2 separate regions of the Homo sapiens genome follow, and region 1 is linked to region 2. The links are chromatin loops, found by intact Hi-C in ENCODE. Cell type or tissue: B cell. All regions are shown on one strand. Each heading gives the region's core, and the rest is flanking DNA. Links, peaks and the distances in the headings are about the cores only.

Region 1 (8,431 bases), core at 3,586-6,085, 120 kb after region 2:
TACCTTTTTTTCAAAATTGTCCCCATTGGCACCAACATGTATGTACTCTGGATTTTGTTTATTATAAACAACTACAAAATCCTTTTGATGTATGTCTAATGTCTTAAGCATATTACAGGATGAAAACTCTGTGCAGAATCCCCATTTTCTCATGAGATTTGTGTATTTATTCATTCAAAAAATTTCTATGAAGTGTCTACCATGGATCAGGCAATATTCATGGAACTAGGGGGCTCGAACATAGAGAAACAGACAGACAAAAAAACAAAATATTTCCTTCATGGATCTTACATTGTAAGAGAGACAAACACAAATGAGGTCATTGTAAAATATATAATGTGTTCAATGGAGCTAAGTAGTAAGAGAAGAAAAATAGACCAAAGAAGGGGATATGAATGGAAAGGGAGGTAAAAGTGTAAGAGGATATCTAGGAAAGATCTCACTGAGAAGGTATCTTCGAGTAAAGACTAGAATGAAATGAGGGAGCTGGCCACTGGGGCTATTCAGGAGAAAAACAATCTGGACAGAGCAAACAAGACCCTCCGAGGGCAAAGGACCCCAGTCAGAGTGCAAAGAATACTAGAGCAGCAAAGGCCATTGTGGCCAGAGGGAGAAAAGAAGGAGAAAAGGGTCAAAGATGAACTCAGAGAAGTTAAAGGAAAGCAGATCACATTGGACTGAATGGATCATAGTTATGACATTGCCTTCTACTTTGAATGAGATAGGAAATTATTGGAGGGTTTGGAGCAGAAGGCAGTGATTTCTTTTTTCCTGACAAACATGTAAACAGGATCACTGCAAGATACTAGACACCAACACACTCATCTACAGAGGAGTTGAGTTTTTGTGTTGCTGAGAAGTGTTTATTAATAAAAATATATTTGGGAAATTTATGAGGGCAGACAAGAATAAGCATGAAAAGAATCATGAATCTAACTGTAAAATAAATGAAACAATACACGTGCAAGAAGAAAACATGGATGAATTATTGTGTAACCTGGAGAATGGTTTTTAAAACCATGGCTCCTAATCCAGATGCAATAAAAGAAAAGATTTATCAACTTGACTGCATTAAAACAGACAATGCTTACAAGGCAAAACGATGCCATAAACAAAGTCAAAAGACAACTGACAAACTGGGAGGAAACATTTGCAAAACACATCCAGAATAACAATCCTAATATATATAAATAAGTCTCAAACATTGAGAGAGGAAAAGGCAAATATACATGATAAAAATATATTTTATAAATGTTCAGCGTTACTCATAGGGAATGCAAATTAAAGCTACACTGAGATAAAATGTCTCATTTATTAGACTGACTAAAATTTAAAACCATGATGACAGCACATTAGATTAATGAGGTGCTCTCACACAGTTTTGTAGGAATATATGTGGTACAACTCTTATTAAGGAAATTTGGCAATATCTAACAAACCTACATATGTGTTTACCATTTGACCCAGCAATCCCACTTCTAGGAATTTGAACTGAAGACATGCTTCTAACAGCAGAAAAATAAATATTCACAAAGTTACTCTTTAGAGCATTAAAAACAACCAAACTGTCCATACATAGGGAGATGGTTGAATAAACTATGGCATATCCACACAGTGAAGTATTGCATGCAACTGTAAAAATGAATGAGGAATATTTGAATTTGTAGGAAATAGTGGATTCCAGCATATTTGTTAAGTTAAAAAAGAAATGTGCAAAAGAATACCTATAGCATGCTTTTAAAATGTAATAAAAAAGGAGAACTAAGAAGACAAATGTGTAGCAGCTCATTTGAGCAAAACTAAGGACAAACCAGAAACTACTGAAATTGAGTACCTATGGTGGAGAGGATAGAGGTGATGGAGAGAAGTGACATTTCCCTTTTATTGTGTCTTTTTATATCAATCTGACATTTGGGACTACGTTAATGTTTTATTTAAGCAAAAAAAAATCAAAAAGATTGAGGGGAAACTAAAATAGAATACAAAGAGAAACAAATTAACAGTATTTTGAATGAATAACAATCACACTGAAGAGGGGGAATAATCTGAGTAACTTTGGAACACAACAATGCTGTTTTTATATTTTCGGGCTATAAACAAAATAAAACTTTAAAAACGAGTAGATTTGATTTCCATCATAGTATAGAAATAGCAATTTTAAACTTCTTTCTGTGTATTCTAGGATTAAGCAAATAAGTAAATATATTGTGGATCTAGGTGTCTCACTGTTGAAGAAGGGAGTTACACATGCAGAAAGAGGGAAGGACAGAATGAACTCTATGCTAACGGACTGAAATTGGAAGAATCACTGTGAATTCATGACATATATAAATATAGATATGGGAATGGATATACATATATATATATAATACATATCCTTGCTCTGTCTGCTGAGAGGGTGCGGAAACAATGATACTCCAATAAAAATGAACACACTTAGCATCCAATTCTGGCATCTAAATGCCATTCTCTGCCAGAAAGAACCAGCATTCCTTGGAGAAACAGCAAATTCCAGTGTCAGGTCTAGAGGTGAGTCTGGAGCATTTTTTTTTGTGTGTGTGCCAGAAAGTAAGGAAGTGCTCAAAGAACAATAAGAACAAGTCAAAATGACATAGGAACTATTTTGAGGGCTCCCACTGGCCCGATCAGGGAGAATTTAAGCATCAAAATAAATAATGGTAGCCATGAATTATGACCCATTGAGTAAATAAATAAAATTCATATTGATATAGTTTATGCTGATATAGATAAATGAATAAATAAATAGAGAAGGGAAAACTTTTATTTACAGTAAAATGCCAACAGATGAATATAGAAGTAATTATTAAATTAGGAAAAAACACCCTTTGACAACCATCATAGTAAAAATTGATTCAAGAAAGGATCATCAATAGACGCTAAAATTTGTGGGTAAAAATTTGATGAAAAAATGAGGAATTTACATAGTTTTAAAGTATCTCCCTATAAAATACTTATTAATTACAAAGGGAAAAATACTGAGTCTACACTAAGAAACATGGCAGGCACCATCTTAACTAAGTGATCAAAGTTACCACCACCAGTAATAGGACAAATAGACAACATATGCCTCCCCGTAAGGATAAGACATCCTTTCTGGTATTCCTGTCAAATAATTAGATTCAATAACCTGAATCTATCATGAAGAAATGATAGACAAATCCAAATTGTGGGGTGTGATCCTGTCTCCTGACATTACCATCCACGTATACTGCCCTCCTACACTGAAAAGGGCTGATCTGTACAATCAATTGGATATTCTGGAGTTAACATATTGTGATTTCTGAGGACAGGTCACAAAGGACATTATGGCTTCTTCTTTCTTGTTCTCAGAGACGCTAGCTGGCATGTCACGAGGACACTCAACACACAAGCAGCGAGCCCTATGGCAAAATCCACGTGGTGAAGAATGAAGCTTCCAGCCAAAGGCTGGTAAGTGAGCCATCTTAGATGTGGATTCGCCTATCCCAGTTAACCCTTCAGATGACTGCACCTCCAGCTGGTGTCTTAACTGCAATCTCCTGAGCGATCCCAAGCCAGAACCACCTGACCGACCCACAGAAACTGTGAGATCATAAATGTTTATTCTTGCTTTACACCACTACCTTCAGGGTAATTTGTTATTATAATAGATAACGGACTTAAAAGTCATTCTCCAAAAATAATTGTGGTGTATTCGTCAAAAATGTAAAGGTCATGCAATACCAAAAATGCTGAGGACATTTTTCCAGAATAAAGAACTGGGGGTGGGGGGAAGGCATAATGATCAAACACAATACATGATCCTGAAATGATTCTGGACCAGGAAAAACAAAGGTTGGTTTCTATTGTTGTTATTGTTTTTACCATAACACAGGTTATTGAGATGATTGTCAAAATTTAAATACAGATGGTAGCTTATAGTCTTGTGTCAATGTTAAGTTCTTATTTTTGATCATTGCACTCTAGTTATGGAACAGAAAGTCCTTAGTGAACCATTTAGAATAGGAATAAATGCTAGATGGTTCCAAAGTAATAATTATATAATTATAATTATATAATCACATATATGTACATATATGTCTATAGAGAAAGAATAGAGAATGGTAAAGAAAATACAGCAAAATGTTAACATGCAGAGAATCTGGGTGACAAGTATATGGGAATTCTCTGCAGTACTCTTGAAACTTTTCTGTAGAGATTACTTCAAAATAAAGAACAGAGCAGAAGTGGCTGCTGTTCCTAAATTCCCTAAGTAAACTTACACTGCTTTTTCAAACTGGGAGATGAATCCACTAATAGGTTTTGAAATGAGTTTGGTGGATTTCTAATAAGAATAGGATAGCCTAGCCTAGTCTAGCATAACACAGCATGGCACAGAGGACGAACATTGTAGATTACTAAGGGTGAGTACTAACTTGTGAAAGTTTTGTTTAAGTTCTAGTAAGAGAAACAAGTGAGTGTAGTGGGTTGCGTGGTCAAAAAAGTGGGGAAGCCACCGCAACGAGGGGTGAGTCTGAGCCAAAGAGTGGCTCAGAGCTCCCCGCCCACCTCGTGCCGGGCCGTCCCTCCCGCTTGTCCCACCCTCACCGGCGCCGCGTCAGCCCCCAGGCCGCCTGCAGGTGTGCGCTCAGAACTAGCACGTGTGCCGGACACTATTTAAGGGCCCGCCTCTCCTGGCTCACAGCTGCTTGCTGCTCCAGCCTTGCCCTCCCAGAGCTGCCGGACGCTCGCGGGTCTCGGAACGCATCCCGCCGCGGGGGCTTCGGCCGTGGCATGGGCGCCGCGGGCCTGCTCGGGGTTTTCTTGGCTCTCGTCGCACCGGGGGTCCTCGGTGAGCTGGGAGGGGGAGCACGGAGGTGGGGACGCGTCCCGGGCAGGGAAAGTTTCTGTGCCGCGATGCAAAGCAGGGGGCCAAAAGCGAGACGGTGGGGGCAGTGCTCGACGCGTGTCCGCCTCCCGCTAGCTTTGAGGGACCACTGCAATAAACCGCCTGGTCCTGATTGTCCCCACTGGCCCCTCCGGGAGCTGGGACCTCCAGAATTGGAGGCTGCGCCACAGAGGGGCGCTGTCTGGTCGGCCCGGTGTGGCTGGCGGCGTGCGGGTGCTCGCGGTCTCCTGCCGGGCTCCCCGCCCCCAGGATTCTGCAGGTGCTCATCGCTCTCTGGCCGGCGGTCAGCGCTACCGCTCGCCACGGGAAACCTACCCACTGCATGAGGCACCAGCTAGCCACGTGAGGCTGTTTCTGTACACCCGAACCGCGCTCTTGCCCAGCAAAAGCGGCAGAACCTCGGCTCCCTTCCCTAAATAAGAGTAAGACCTGGTTCCCAAGCATGGGTCTCAGATTTTCTGAACTCTAATGTGATATTGGTAGAGATCCTAAACATTAACCATCCGTAGTTATTTTTGAGACATGGATTAAAACTATTGTTTTCTTCTTGTTATTAACCTACTGTAATGGTGTGGACGTCCGCAAAGGTCTCATTCACCGTTTATTATATCTTTTTTTCCTCCAGATTGGCTTGATTTTAAAGAAAGATTATAATTAAGATTAGCGTCTCTTGGCTACAGGATGGGTCTAAGTTTCTAATTATCTCCACGGTACCGTGCATTCCTAGTTTATAAGACGTTTACTGTGTGCAGACCTCAATAACTGGGTGACTTTTGGCAAGTCATTTAGCTCCCTGATCTTCAGTTTCTTCATCTGTAAAATGAAACTAGTGATTAACTGGCCTTCCACCTCACTGAGCTGCCCTGAGCACAGATGAAACTAAGCAAAGAAAGTTGGATGTTAGTCGTTACTACTAAATATCAGTAATAAGCCTCCTGTACAGACTTGATTTTATGGAGCCAGCATTTAAGCTAACAAGCTGGGTGTCCAATTGTTTCTATGGACATCCAGCTTATTGAGGTGTCTGGAATACAGCACATATTAGTTTATTACAACTTTTTGCTTTCCTGACATTTTACTGTCTCCTGACCCTTAAACCTTTCTCCAGACCATTATCTTCATCTCTTTTCTTTTTCTGCATATTAACTCCCTTTGAACAAATGTATATTCACACTTTTTCTAAGAGCAGAGTACGTCCCTGACTTCTCACCTATTTCTAAATTTCAAAGAGGATATTATCAACTGAAAATCAAATTCTTCACCAGTCCTGCCAATTCAGGGCCACAGCAGCAGCATCATGTAGGTCACTTAACTGGAGCCCCATGAAATACCAGGTCTACCTATCAGCCATTCAAGCTACTGTGCTTCTGTTGTTTGTCCATTTCTCATTTTTGTACCAGTATTCCCATCCTAAGCATTATAATTACCTGTGTAACAACCTCATCTCTTTTAAGAGATTTTGGTTCTTATGATTGGAAAGGTTAAAGAGTGACCTATAGGTCACTTTCCAATTATGAAAACAAAAAATTAAGAAATATATATATTTTCATTATTTCACTCCATTGTTCAAAAATCTAAAAGGCCTCCAGTGGAAGAAAATCTGGTGTCTTCAGCCTTTCTAGCCCTTTGGAATGGGATCTCACCGAAGCTCACACCCCCTGATTTCTCCAGCTGCCTGTCTTGTATGCGCTGCTCATGGTCTTCCCCACCTGTCTCCCATGGCTCATGCTTTGCCCACTCTCCACTGCTAACTTTTACTGCTACTGCATGCTCTCCACACATCATCTCTTGGCCAGTTCCTGCACTTGAGTGTGCTTAATAAAATACTAAAGTACCTTTATAAAATGTAGGTTCCTGGTTCCACCTCCCCCTCCAGAGGTTCATAGGTTTGGAGTTAGCACAGGAAAGCTGAGGTTTAACAATCACTCTAGAAGATTCTGCAACAAGTATCTATAGGGCACACTGCTATAAGCAAAGTCAATGGAAGCAAATTTCCTTTTTAGTGTTTTCCTATTTTTCCTTTTGTCTATTTGCATAAACAGTTTCAAATTTCCTACACTTCTAGATTTTACTCAAGCCTTCAGTGGCCACCTAACTTTATCCTATGCTGAGAAAACAAAACCATGAAACAAGAATGCTCCCATTTTCTAATCGGCTACAAACCTACCAACTTACAAACTTACCTCCATCTAGAATCAGATTTTGTTCTCCACTGCAGAAAACCTGCTGAGGCCTTCCCGTCACATTAGAATAAAACCCATACCCCTTATTCTCCAGTCTGAGGCCTTCTGCCTCTCCCTGAAATTCTCTGTACCCCACTCACTCTCTCTGCCCCAGCCACACTGGCCTTCTCTTTATTCTTTGAGCACAATTGCACTAGGTATTCTCTCTTTTGAAATGCTCTTCCTACAAATTATTCTTTGCCTGTCTCCTTGACATTCAAGGCTCAGCCCTCTGTTGTGCTTCTCTGACTCTTGTCTGAAGTATCCATATTCCAGGGTACTCTCCAATACAAAACTGTGTTCTATTTTCTACAGACCACCTATCACCATCTAAAACCTTCTTCCTTATTTATGTACCTGTTTGTTGTTTGTTCCCTCACTGGAATACAAGTTCCATGAGTGCAAGACCTTAATCTGCCTTATTTCCTGATTTGAGTTCCTATCAATAGCCTGTAATTTGGAATTCAATAAATATGAATTGAAATCTTGGTATGTTTCCTCCTATAACAATGAAAGAAGTATCCATTCTGCTGACAAATTCAGCTCCTTTTCCTGTATTCATGATCATGTTCCATACCCTCTTGCCTTTGCAAGGACTTTACTTCTGCAGATATCTCCTACCTTGCATCATCAATGTACCTCTTTCTGTATGATCATCCCCACCAGCATTTAAGTATACCCCAGGAAATCCTTTATGGACCTTCTCATGACCCACTGGAACTCCATTTTCCTGTCCCTCTTCTTGTTCTTCTCAGCAAAACTTTTCATTGACTACTTACTCAAATTTCGTTATCTCCTTCTCCACTTCAGACAGGCTTCTTCCCCACAGTCTCCTGAAGCTGTTTCTTGCAATGTCGCTACTGACCCTTATGCTGATAAATCCAATGGTCATTTTTCTATGTTAATCTTTCTCAGTCTTTCAGCAAAAACTGATGACTTCCTTTACCTTGAAACCATTATCATTCTCATCTTCCAAACCAAGACACTCTTACCTGTTTTTTCCATACTTCCCTGTTGTCTCTTAGTCTTTTTTGTTCTATCTCTAAATATTAGAGGGTCTTGGGGCTCAGCCCTGAGCCTCTTCTTTCTTCATTTCTTCTTCCTAAAAAACCTCAACTCATCTTGTCTCATGGCTTTGAATACTATTTATATGTTGATGACTCATATTTATTATCTATAGTTCTGTCCTCTCTCCTGAGCTGCAAACTGCCTACTTGGCATCTTGATGTGGATGCCTAGTGTGTTAGATATACCAAGTCTGAATGGAAATGATTCTGAACACAATTCCCTACCTCAAGGCCACAACACACACACACACACA
Region 2 (2,500 bases), core at 1-2,500:
AATAACAATGCGAAAGGCAGAAAGAGGTAAATTCATTTAAAGGTTACACAGTTCTAGCAGTACTGAAAAGGTGGTAAAAGTGATAGTTTGCATAATTGACTTATAGTCTAATAAATATTGTGATCTCTAGGGTTGCTACAAATGAATGACAGAAGAATACATAAATCACAAGCTAATAAAAGAATAATAATGGATATTTAATCCAAAAGAGAACGAGAGAGAGAGAAGCAGAAAGGAACACAGAATAGATGGGAGAAATAGAAAACTAATAAGGTTGTTGATATAAACCCAAGTATGTCAGTAATTATGTTAAGTGCAATTTGACCAAGATTGTCAGACTTAAAAAGATTTTAAAAAGAACCTAGTTCTTTACTATTTACAAGAGACACAGTTTAATTACAAGAACACAGAATAGTTGAAAGTAAAGGATGGAAAAATATACCATGCAAATATTAACCCTTCAAAATAAGCTGACACAGTTACATTAATATCAATGTATATTTTAAGATGAAACAGTTCATAATGATAAGGAGGCCAACTCAACAGTAATATATCATAATCTGGAATCTATATGTACTTGATAAAATAGCTTCAATCTATATGTAGCAAAAATGGACAGAAAAAATAGACAAATACACACTCATAGTTAGAAAATTCCACACCTATCTCAATAGCTAATAGGACAAGCAACCAAAAATCAGTGAGACTAAAGATCTGAGCAACAATTAAACATATATACATATGAGACCATTGAATCTATTAGGACCGATGACAGGTATGTTTTTTCAAGTGCGCATGGGCTATTTACCAAAATTGACCCTTTGCTGGGCTCTAAGCTACAATACATTGCAAAAGATTGAAGTTATTCAGAGCATACCTTCTAGCCACAGTGGAATTAAACTAGATGTCAGTAACGAAAAGATAACTAAAAAATTAACTTCTAGGAAATTTAAACTCTAAGGTAGTATATACATTCTCTGGATCAAAACTGAGAACTAACTTGATAGAACAAAGAATAATTTAGAATAGTTTTTATATAGGAGGGTCTTAGAATGAAAAGTTCATAAAAAAACTTTACTTATCTTAATAATGATTATCATTGTTTGAGTGCCTGCTAAATGCTGTTACCTGCTAGGCGTTTTACTCAATTTATCCCTTATAGCAGCCTGTGAGATAGGTTAGGAGGCAGAAAAAAATGACCGATACCATCTGAGTTCCTAGGGCATCCCGTGTGTGATGGGGCTGGCAACAGTCATCCTGGATGATGTAATCTCTTGCTTCAGGGACAGACACTGTGAAATAGCTTACTCAATTATTTCCCTTAATCCTTCCTCAATAATAATTACTCAATCTGTTCTGCTTTTATCCTCATTTTACAGATGAGGAAACTATAGCTTAGAAGGGTTAGGGACTTGCTAGAGCTCACTAATACGTGGTGAAATCAGGCTTCGGCACTACCCAATACTGCCTCAACAGGGGACTTTGTATAAGTGACCCAATGGCAGTTGGGCTCTGAAGACTGAAAAAGTTGCTCTGCTGTTAGATTTATGCTTTTCAGAATATGTTCTTAATGAAAGTTTCACCTGACTTGTTATCTAGTCTGAAATCTAAAGAGGAACTGGTGTATGGAAAGTTGGTAACCAGCACAAGAGAATTAAAAGGAGTTATTTTTACTCAGACTCGAGTATCACTTTAAACAAGACGTGAAACAAAACAAATTCTCAGGCTCATTAAGGTTAAGTGATAGAAAAGGCTGTGACTGTCTCTGTTGGCTTAGTTGTTCTAGAACAACATCCTGTTGTTCTTTAGTATTAGCACAAAAGATAATTTGGGAGACAAAATAGAGATGTGCCACAGAATAAGATCACTAGTGACTCTTTGATTTGTTTATTTCACAAGAAGCAGCTTAAGCACCTCAGTATACTTTGGTATAAGTCTTCTTTAGTTACCCATAGGTATAATTTATATCAAAGCAAACGCAACTTAGAACTTCAGCTCCTTGAGAAATACTCAATAAGAGTTGGTTTCCTGAAAGTCATACCTAGGTGTTTGTGGGGAGAGAGAAAGGATAGCCACAGAGCAAGCAATGGCTAAGAATGTTAATGTGGCCAGCAATATTTAGCTAACTTGTTTCTCAACCTTTTCTTTCACAGGAAAATCTCTAACTTCCAAGGTCCCACCAACAGTTCAGAAACCTACCACAGTAAATGTTCCAACTACAGAAGTCTCACCAACTTCTCAGAAAACCACCACAAAAACCACCACACCAAATGCTCAAGGTACAGAGACTCCATCAGTTCTTCAAAAACACACCACAGAAAATGTTTCAGCTACAAGAACCCCACCAACTCCTCAGAAACCCACCACAGTAAATGTCCCAGCTACAATAGTCACACCAACACCTTAGAAACCCACCACAATAAATGTTCCAGCTACAGGAGTCTCATCAACACCTCAAAGACACACCATAGTAAATGTTTCAGCTACAGGAACCCTACCA

What was found. A loop is a pair of places that touch in the nucleus more often than their neighbours do. Peaks named below come from ENCODE experiments on the same cell type or tissue, not always from the same donor. Only the 100,000 strongest peaks of a DNase experiment are listed, where the experiment ranks them.
Region 1: a loop joins it to region 2, with 18 times the contacts of the local background. A loop is called at or near these places in 5 of 110 quality-filtered maps.

Annotation. Positions count from the first base shown.
Region 1 is chr1:207,449,646-207,458,076 of GRCh38, forward strand. CR2 (complement C3d receptor 2) reads left to right here and starts at 4,683. Exons shown (of 20, transcript NM_001006658.3): 1 at 4,683-4,831. The coding sequence starts at 4,774. RefSeq lists silencers at 4,522-4,751, 5,132-5,241. In B cell, for the core only: a CTCF peak has its summit at 5,025; DNase peaks (open chromatin) are centred at 4,606, 5,086 and 5,606; H3K4me3 peaks cover 1,901 bases; H3K27ac peaks cover 1,894 bases.
Region 2 is chr1:207,334,540-207,337,039 of GRCh38, forward strand. CD55 (CD55 molecule (Cromer blood group)) reads left to right here. Exons shown (of 10, transcript NM_000574.5): 7 at 2,154-2,279. Among named protein-coding and RNA genes, the nearest start is that of CD55, 14 kb to the left of the region's middle. RefSeq lists enhancers at 1,163-1,342, 1,353-1,402, 1,453-1,522, 1,913-1,972, 2,013-2,092. In B cell, for the core only: a CTCF peak has its summit at 1,463; a DNase peak (open chromatin) is centred at 1,522; H3K4me3 peaks cover 1,742 bases; H3K27ac peaks cover 2,500 bases.